Regions from separate parts of the Homo sapiens genome. Here region 1 is linked to region 2. Evidence: chromatin contacts called from ENCODE Hi-C or POLR2A ChIA-PET data. All regions are on one chromosome and are shown on one strand. The core of a region is the stretch at or near the end of the contact, and the rest is flanking DNA. Distances in the headings are between cores, read along the strand shown.

The links. Hi-C counts contacts between places; a loop is a spot of excess contacts on that map. ChIA-PET counts read pairs that join two places held with the same protein, here RNA polymerase II (POLR2A). Pooled maps may share reads with other maps.
Region 1: a map of endothelial cell of umbilical vein shows a loop between it and region 2 (5-fold over the local background). The contact joins two enhancer-like sites. A Hi-C loop is called at or near these places in 1 of 168 maps with a recorded cell type or tissue (endothelial cell of umbilical vein) and 1 of 50 pooled maps. POLR2A ChIA-PET finds 5 or more read pairs at or near these places in 2 of 52 experiments (Panc1 and activated T-cell).

What each region holds. Positions count from the first base shown.
Region 1 is chr12:95,662,051-95,665,847 of GRCh38, forward strand. It overlaps NTN4 (netrin 4), which reads right to left. Exons shown (of 10, transcript NM_021229.4): 9 at 3,760-3,797. It also overlaps the pseudogene PGAM1P5. Among named protein-coding and RNA genes, the nearest start is that of USP44, 110 kb to the left of the region's middle. Within about 2 kb of position 1,746, at least 2 of the 41 ENCODE cell types and tissues checked have a DNase peak (open chromatin) inside an H3K27ac peak, as active enhancers do; they include endothelial cell of umbilical vein, where a contact is called at or near this core.
Region 2 is chr12:95,603,683-95,607,444 of GRCh38, forward strand. No RefSeq gene overlaps it. Among named protein-coding and RNA genes, the nearest start is that of USP44, 54 kb to the left of the region's middle. Within about 2 kb of position 2,294, at least 4 of the 41 ENCODE cell types and tissues checked have a DNase peak (open chromatin) inside an H3K27ac peak, as active enhancers do; they include endothelial cell of umbilical vein, where a contact is called at or near this core.

The DNA.
Region 1 (3,797 bases), core at 496-2,995, 58 kb after region 2:
CTATGATATCGTTTTGGTTAAAAAATATAATACATACACACAGAGGAAGATTGGAAAGGATTTGCCTAAGCTATTAACAGAGATGATCTCTGGGGGATAGAAATGTGAAATTTAAAAATTTCCCCTAAACGTCTCCCCTCCCCTCCCCTTCCCTCCCCTCTCCTTCTGTTCTTCCTTTTTCTTTCTTTTTTTTTTTTTTTGACAGGGTCTCACTCTGTCACCCAGGCTGACGTGCAGTGGCACCATCTGAACTCTGTAGCCTCCACCTCCCTAGGCTCAGGTAATCCTCCCACCTCTGCCTTCTGAGTAGCTGGGACAACAGGCTCATGCCACTAAACCTGGCTAATTTTTGTATTTTCTGTTAGAGATGGGGTTTCACCATGTTGCCCAGGCTGCCCTCGAACTCCTAGGCTCAAGCAATCCACCCACCTCAACCTCCCAAAGTGCTGGGATTACAGGTGTGAACCACTGCACCCTGCTAAAAGATTATTAAAAGAAACTCATCCTAAACTTCAAAAAAGCTATTATGGTGTTTTCAGAAAAAGAGAAAAAGGAAAATAATGACACAGAGAGGTTTCAAACACTGGAGAGTACAATGTAAAATGAATGAAAAGGCATTTAAATTATAAAAGGCAACCTTAACTTCTGCATGAAAAAGAATCTCAATATTTAATTAACAGACTAGTTAAAAATATAATAGCCTTAAATTGTTTGTATAATGTCTAAAATAATAAACTCCTCATTTAAAAATACAATAATCAATTTTTAAGAAACTTCAAGGTTAGGGCTGGATGCAGTGGCTCTCGCCTGTAATCCCAGTGCTTTGGGAGGCCGAGGTGGGAGGACTGCTTGAGGCCAGGAGTTTGAGACCAGTTTGAGACCATAGCAAGACCCTGTCTACAAAAACACAAACAAACAAAAATTAGCTGGGTTTGGTGGCATGTCTATAGTCCTAGCTACTCAAGAGGCTGAGGCGGGAGGATTGCTTGAGCCTGGGAGGTCGAGGCTGCAGTGAGCAGTGATAGTACCACCACTCTAGCCTGGGCAACAGAGCAGAGAACCCTGTCTTTAAAAAAAGAAAAAAAAAGAAAGAAATCAATCTCAGGGTTAAGTCTAGTATTTTTACATGAATTTACTTTGAAACTACAAATAGAATAAACAGGAATTTACCATTAAAGTATAAATATAAGTTAAATTGATAAAAACAATACTGAATAAAACCATAAATTATGAAGCAGCATCACACCAAAAACAAATATGCAAAACAATGTTCTTTTATACCTCTTATTAGCATTTATATTTTATTTTCCTATCTCTAGGGTTTTGACATCTACTTTGCTACACGTCTGAGAACACGAAGTTTATTTTGTATCCATAGAAAAAGAAGATACAATACTTTAGTGCTAGTTTTGGTGTTCTAAAATATATGACTGATGAATGAGTAAATGTATGCATGAATTAAGAATGAATGAATATGCAGGGATACCCAATAGGATTGTTTCTTTTCCAAAGTAGCCAAGGAAGCAGGTTGGCGTGTAAGGTTTCAGTTTTCTTATCAGCTTTCTTTGGCCTTGGCTGTTGAACTTGTAAAAATGGAAAAACAAAGTAAAATGAAAGAGTGTCTGGTTTTGCTTTGGCAAGTTCCAGTCTTTTCTTCAAAGCAAGTAAACATGTTTTCAAGAATTCTTTAAATAATTGCGCTTATGTTTTCAATTGTGATGAACTCAGTTGATTCTTTGACTTGGCTTGGCAGAAACCTGATTAGGAAGTATAGTTCACTTCCTGGAGGGTGGCTCACATGGTCAAAGCTTTTGTTTTTAATGTCTCACTAAACTGGGCAGACTTTTTTTTTCTTTTGCCAAGACAGTAGGAAAGCTCTTATAAGAGATGCCTCTAAGCACAAATCACTGGGAAATAGAACTTACATGAATTATTTTTAGTGTCCTGTATTCAAAGCTCAGGATTCTTATTACTTCAATTTGTTCTTTGGAATTTTATTTATGTATTTTTAATTTCTTTTGAGATAGGGTCTTGCTCTGTTTGCCCAGGCTGGAGTGCAGTGGCTCAATCATGGCTCACTGCAGTTTTGACCTCCCCGGCTCAAGTGATCCTCCTACCTCAGCCTTCCAAGTAGTTGGGACTACAGGAATTTGCCACCACACCCAGCTAATTATTTAAAAAATTTTTTGTGGATACTGGGTCTCACTATGTTGTCCAAACTGGTCTTGAACTCCTGGGCTCAAGCTATCCTCCCACCTTGGCCTCCTAAAGTACTGAGATTACAGGCGTGAACCACCATGCCCAGTCTATTTATTTATTTATATAATTTAAAACATTATTTTTCACAGTTTCCTTATTAAAATCTAAATTAATTTAAATATATTATTGAAAGGGTAGAAAAGGATGTGAGAGATTGGTCAACACTTGGCCAAAATCAAAAGTTCTGTATCAATGTTGAGTTTGTTTAGACTGAGGGGATATTTTATTGTTAGTTTATGCTCTCTTTCTCTTTCTCTCTCAGTTATCTGCTTCTCTCAAATTTATTAATCAATCAAAGACCGCAAAAGACTTTGTTTTTTTGAGATGGAGTCTTGCTCTGTCACCCAGGCTGGAGTACAGTGGTGCGATCTCAGCTCACTGCAACCTCTGCCTCCTGGGTTCAAGTGATTCTCCTGCCTCAGCCTCCTGGGTAGCTGGGACTACAGGCACATACCACCATACTGGGCTAATTTTTGTATTTTTAGTAGAGATGGGGTTTCACTGTGTTGGCCAGGTTGGGCACAAAAGACTTCTTATTAATGTAACAATGAGTTTATATGGGGAAGGAATAAACTCATATAAACAATGAGTTTATATGGGGAAGAACATAAATAATGCACCTGTTTCATCAGTGCCGCTAAGACACAGATGACAATCACACAAGCAGGGAGATGCAGAGGATTTTTTGAATTATGATTTGTTTTATTAGAACCTGCTAAGTATTATGTTACCATTATCTGGGTACTAATGGTAGGTATTGAAGATACTATGATCAAAAGCCTAAATCCCATCCTCAAATTTGATGAGGGAGACAGAGAAATAAGCAGCTTATAACCCAGGATAACCATGCGCTTGGGGCAAGAACCCCTGTGCTTATTTATTTGTCTTCACTTCTGCTATAACATTTAAAGGTGCAAATCAAATTTCTCTCCATTTCAAGTTGCTCTAAAATCCTACAGTTTTTGTTTTGTTTATTTCTGCTGTTTCTAATTTGAAACCAGAAATATCATTTCATGAAAAACAAGATGATGAGAACTTGAGAACTGTTTTCTCTCCAAGAGAAACAGATGCTTTTCAAGCAATAGTCGAAATGAATTCAATATTATTTCCACAGATGGAATTTTGCATTTGAACTTCCTTTGGGAACAGGTTCTACTGTAATAGGACCTAGCTTTCAGATAAAGAGTAAGTGGCAGATAAATTCATGAAAGTGCTTTCTATGCAACTGGCACCTGGAACCAATCTGAGCCTCCTCTTTTAGGATAGAGAGTATTATATTTCTGGATTTTAAAATATTAAACTTTTATAGAGCACATGGAAGAGAAATAATTTTTCGATGTTAGTTCAAAGAATTCCATTTGGATTTTCCGCAGGAGTCAGATGGTGAAAGGGAGAGATGTTCTTGCTGAGTTTGTTTATGTTGTGCTTCAGAGGATGTAAGACAAGCAGCAAATCAGCAGAGACAAGGTAGGTACTAAGATAGGAAAGTCTAATACTCACCAGGATTGAGGATTGGACAAGTGCATCCTCTGTCCGTC
Region 2 (3,762 bases), core at 1,044-3,543:
ATCCGCTTTAAGATTTTCTAAGATGTTTCGGAATGTCTCCTTCTTCCTACTTCTTCCCTTTCCTCCTTTTTACTTTAATTTTGTCTTTTCACTTTGATTTTGTCTTTTCACTTTGATAAGTGATTTTCAGTTTAAATTTTATCTGTATTTTATATTTTAAGTTATGTTAAACATATTTTGGAGGTACACCAAATACACACATACATACTAGATAGGGCTGGAGACTTCTGGCAAACTAGGTGGAAATATTGATGAAATTATGCGTTGCATTTGGACTCAACTTTATCCTCTAAAAATCAACAAGCACATTAGAGAACTTAGTAAAATTGATCCTTTTGATAAGTATACTATATTATTATTGAGCAGCTGTGTGTAAGGAATTATGCCAAATATTGAGAATGAGAAGAAGAAAATGATTTGATTCTCTGCCCTTGAGGAATCTATGATGGGAAACAGATTCAATGTCCCAGAAAGGCAGAAGGAATGCTTCTTCTATTAGGCTCACATTACACCTGTCTTGATTATAGCATATATCATAATTATTTCTTTAGGTATTCATGTCTTCCTTTGGAATAAAAACTCTATGTTGAGCCAATTGGCTGTCTTCTTCATTTTTATATTCTCTGTGCCTAATATTGTCCCTGACACAGTAGTTATGTTTTTATTTTTTTGAGATAGGATCTTATTCTGTTGCCCAGGCTGAAGTGCAGTGGTGTGATCTTGGCTCACTGTAGCCTCGACCTCCTTGGCTCAAGAAATCCTCCCACTTCAGCCTCCCGAATAGCTGGGACCACGGGCTTGTGCCACCACACCTGGCTAGTTTTTATATTTTTTATAGAGACAGTGTTTTGTCATATTGCCCAGGCTAGTCTCAAATGCCTGAGCTCGAGTAATCTGCTTGCCTCAGCTTCCCAAAGGGCTGGGATTACAGGCGTGAGCCACTGTGCCCAGCAGTAGTTACTTAATAAAAGCTTGATGTCGATGCAGTTAATGGAATGTGCAACTCAAACTGACTTTAAAAATGAGGAAGTCTGCCAGGCGCAGTGGCTCACGCCTGTAATCCCAGCACTTTGGGAGGCCAAGGCGGGCAGATCACGAGGTCAGGAGTTTGAGACCAGCCTGACCAACATGGTGAAACCCCGTCTCTACTAAAAATGAAAAAATTAACTGGGCATGGTGGCAGGCACCTGTAATCCCAGCTACTCAGGAGGCTGAGACAGGAGAATCTCTTGAACCCGGGAGGCACATGTTACAGTGAGCCGAGATGGCACCACTGCACTCCAGCCTGGGTGACAGAACAAGACTCTGTCTCTAAAAAATAAATAAAATAAGAAGGATGTAGTTTCCAATACTGACCCAGATGCTGCTATAGAGAATAATGGACACAAAAGATCCTCCCAGACAACAGAATTGGGGGTGATCATGTGGGTCAACCAAGGAACTTACTCTCTGCCAGGACAGGGAATCTTTGCAGCTTCTGCTCATTAGGATTTTACAGTTGCTGAGGATGAGTGACAGCTGTATGTTTCCCATTCTTCCCTTGTCTGACCTGGAGTTTTACTTGTGGTTATCCTGTCTTTGTCACAGAAGTGGAGAGTGGATGTTTAGTAGATGAGTCACTTCTCCAAAAGGAACCACATCCAAACTCGATGGAGAGGTCTTGGACTCTGCGAGGTAACTGGGTAGGACTTTGGATTGGTTTCCTTGGGAAGGAGATGAATGTGTTCTTATGTCTCAGAAGGGTATGCATTGATTCTTGGGTGGCCAGAAAGGTGGTCTATAGAACCTGCTAATTGGCCTCTGATATCCGTTCTCTCAATCTCTCTCTCTCTCTCTTTTTTTTTTTTTTAATTTGAGACAGTCTTGCTGTGTTGCCTAGGCTGGAGTGCAGTGGTGTGATCGTGGCTCAGTGCAACCTCTGCCTCCTGGGTTCAAGGGATTCTCATGTCTCAGCCTCCCAACTAACTGGGACTACAGGCATGTGCCACCATGCCCGCCTAATTTTTGTATTTTTAGTAGAGAGGGGGCTCACCATGTTGGCCAGGCTGATCTTGAACTCCTGGCCTCAAGTGATCTGGCCTCAGCCTCCCAAGTGCTGGGATTACAGGTGTGAGCCACTGCGCCTGGCCCCAGCTAATTTTTTAATTTTTGTAGAGGTGGGGTTTTGCCATGTTACCCAGGCTGATCTGGAACTCCTCAAGCAATCCACCCACCTCGGTCTCCTAAAGTTCTGGGATTATGGTGTGAGCCACCATGCCCAGCCAAGTAAACATTTTCTTAGAGCCAGATAGGAAATATTTTGCCATGAAAGTCATAGGGTCTCTGTCCCAGTGACTCAATTCTGACCTTGTAGCTCCAAAGCAGCCATTGACAAGACTTCTACAATGGATGTGGCCGTATTCCAGTAAAATTTTATTTGCCAAAACCGGTGCCTGCTAACTATAGTTTGTTTATCTCTGTATCTCTGCTCTGGTGGAACAATAACATTCATGAACTCTGGTTCTCTGGATGCCCTGGAAAGAGAACTGCCCTACATTCCAGATCACCTACTAACTCAGATGTCTATGTGAAGGAAAAATAAGGCGTTTTGTTTTTGTTTTTTTTTGTTTGTTTTGTTTTTTGTTTTTGACAGGATCTCACACTGTTGTCCAGGCTGGAGTGCAGTGGCAGGATCATAGCCCACCGTAGCCTCAACCTCCCTTGGCTCAGGTGATCCTCCCACCTCAGCTTCCCAAGTAGGTGGGACTACAGGCATATGCCACCATGCCTGGCTGATTTTTTATTTTAAAAATTTTTTGTAGAGACAGTGTATCACCATGTTGCCCAGGCTGGTCTTGAACTCCTGGGCTCAAGCAGTCTTCCTTTCTCAGCCTCCTCAAGTGCTGGGATTACAGGCATGAGCCACTGTGCCCAGCCTGAGAAATAAGTTTTTAACTCTTATGTAAGTCACTGTTATTTTGGATTCTGTTAAGGTGTTCAAACCAATATCGTAATGCAACTGTATCTTCTGGTGAGAAGTATCTAAATATGGATGATCACAGTTCCCTGGGAGTGTTATTACTTTATTTTAGTCACTAATCTAGTTCTAGAAAAAAGAGTGATGATTGGGAAACTCATCTTTTCAAAATCCTGTAGCAAGTCTGACATGGTACTGATGTGGCACTATATCCCTTGATTCTGAAGATGCCAGTTGGAAGCAGCAACCAAAGATAACGTTTCTTTGCTTTTGTTGTTAACCTGAAGTCATTGTAAAGAAGTTGAATGACCTCTTGACATTTAGGAGATGTTAAATGACCTCAGAGCCAGTTTTTCACTAGTAAGGATATAATAAATAACTTGAATTTCACTAAATGCAAGTTAGTTGCAGGTTCCAACCTGCAATTCTGGTTAAACATAAATATCCTAAAGGCAGTATACTTGTAAAGAAAATTTCCATATATTGCATAACGTATTCACACTTTGCCCATCATTCAAGGCATTGCATGTGCTATTGTCAACTTCCCTAACCACCTTTTAAATTTATCATCAACATAAAATTAAGAAGAATAGTGAAATTCTTTTCATATTGATGACAGTCCACTATTTTCTACAGAGCAAGATAATCAAAACAAAATAATTGGTCATTTTGAAGAAGAAATTTACTGAATGAAGCAGTTGGAAAGAATGGATTACAGTTGTTTTTGAGAAAGTTTACATTAATTGTTCACATTAAAAATATATCTTCCAAGTATCTTCTCTGCTTTCCTTAGTCGTTTTAGCAAA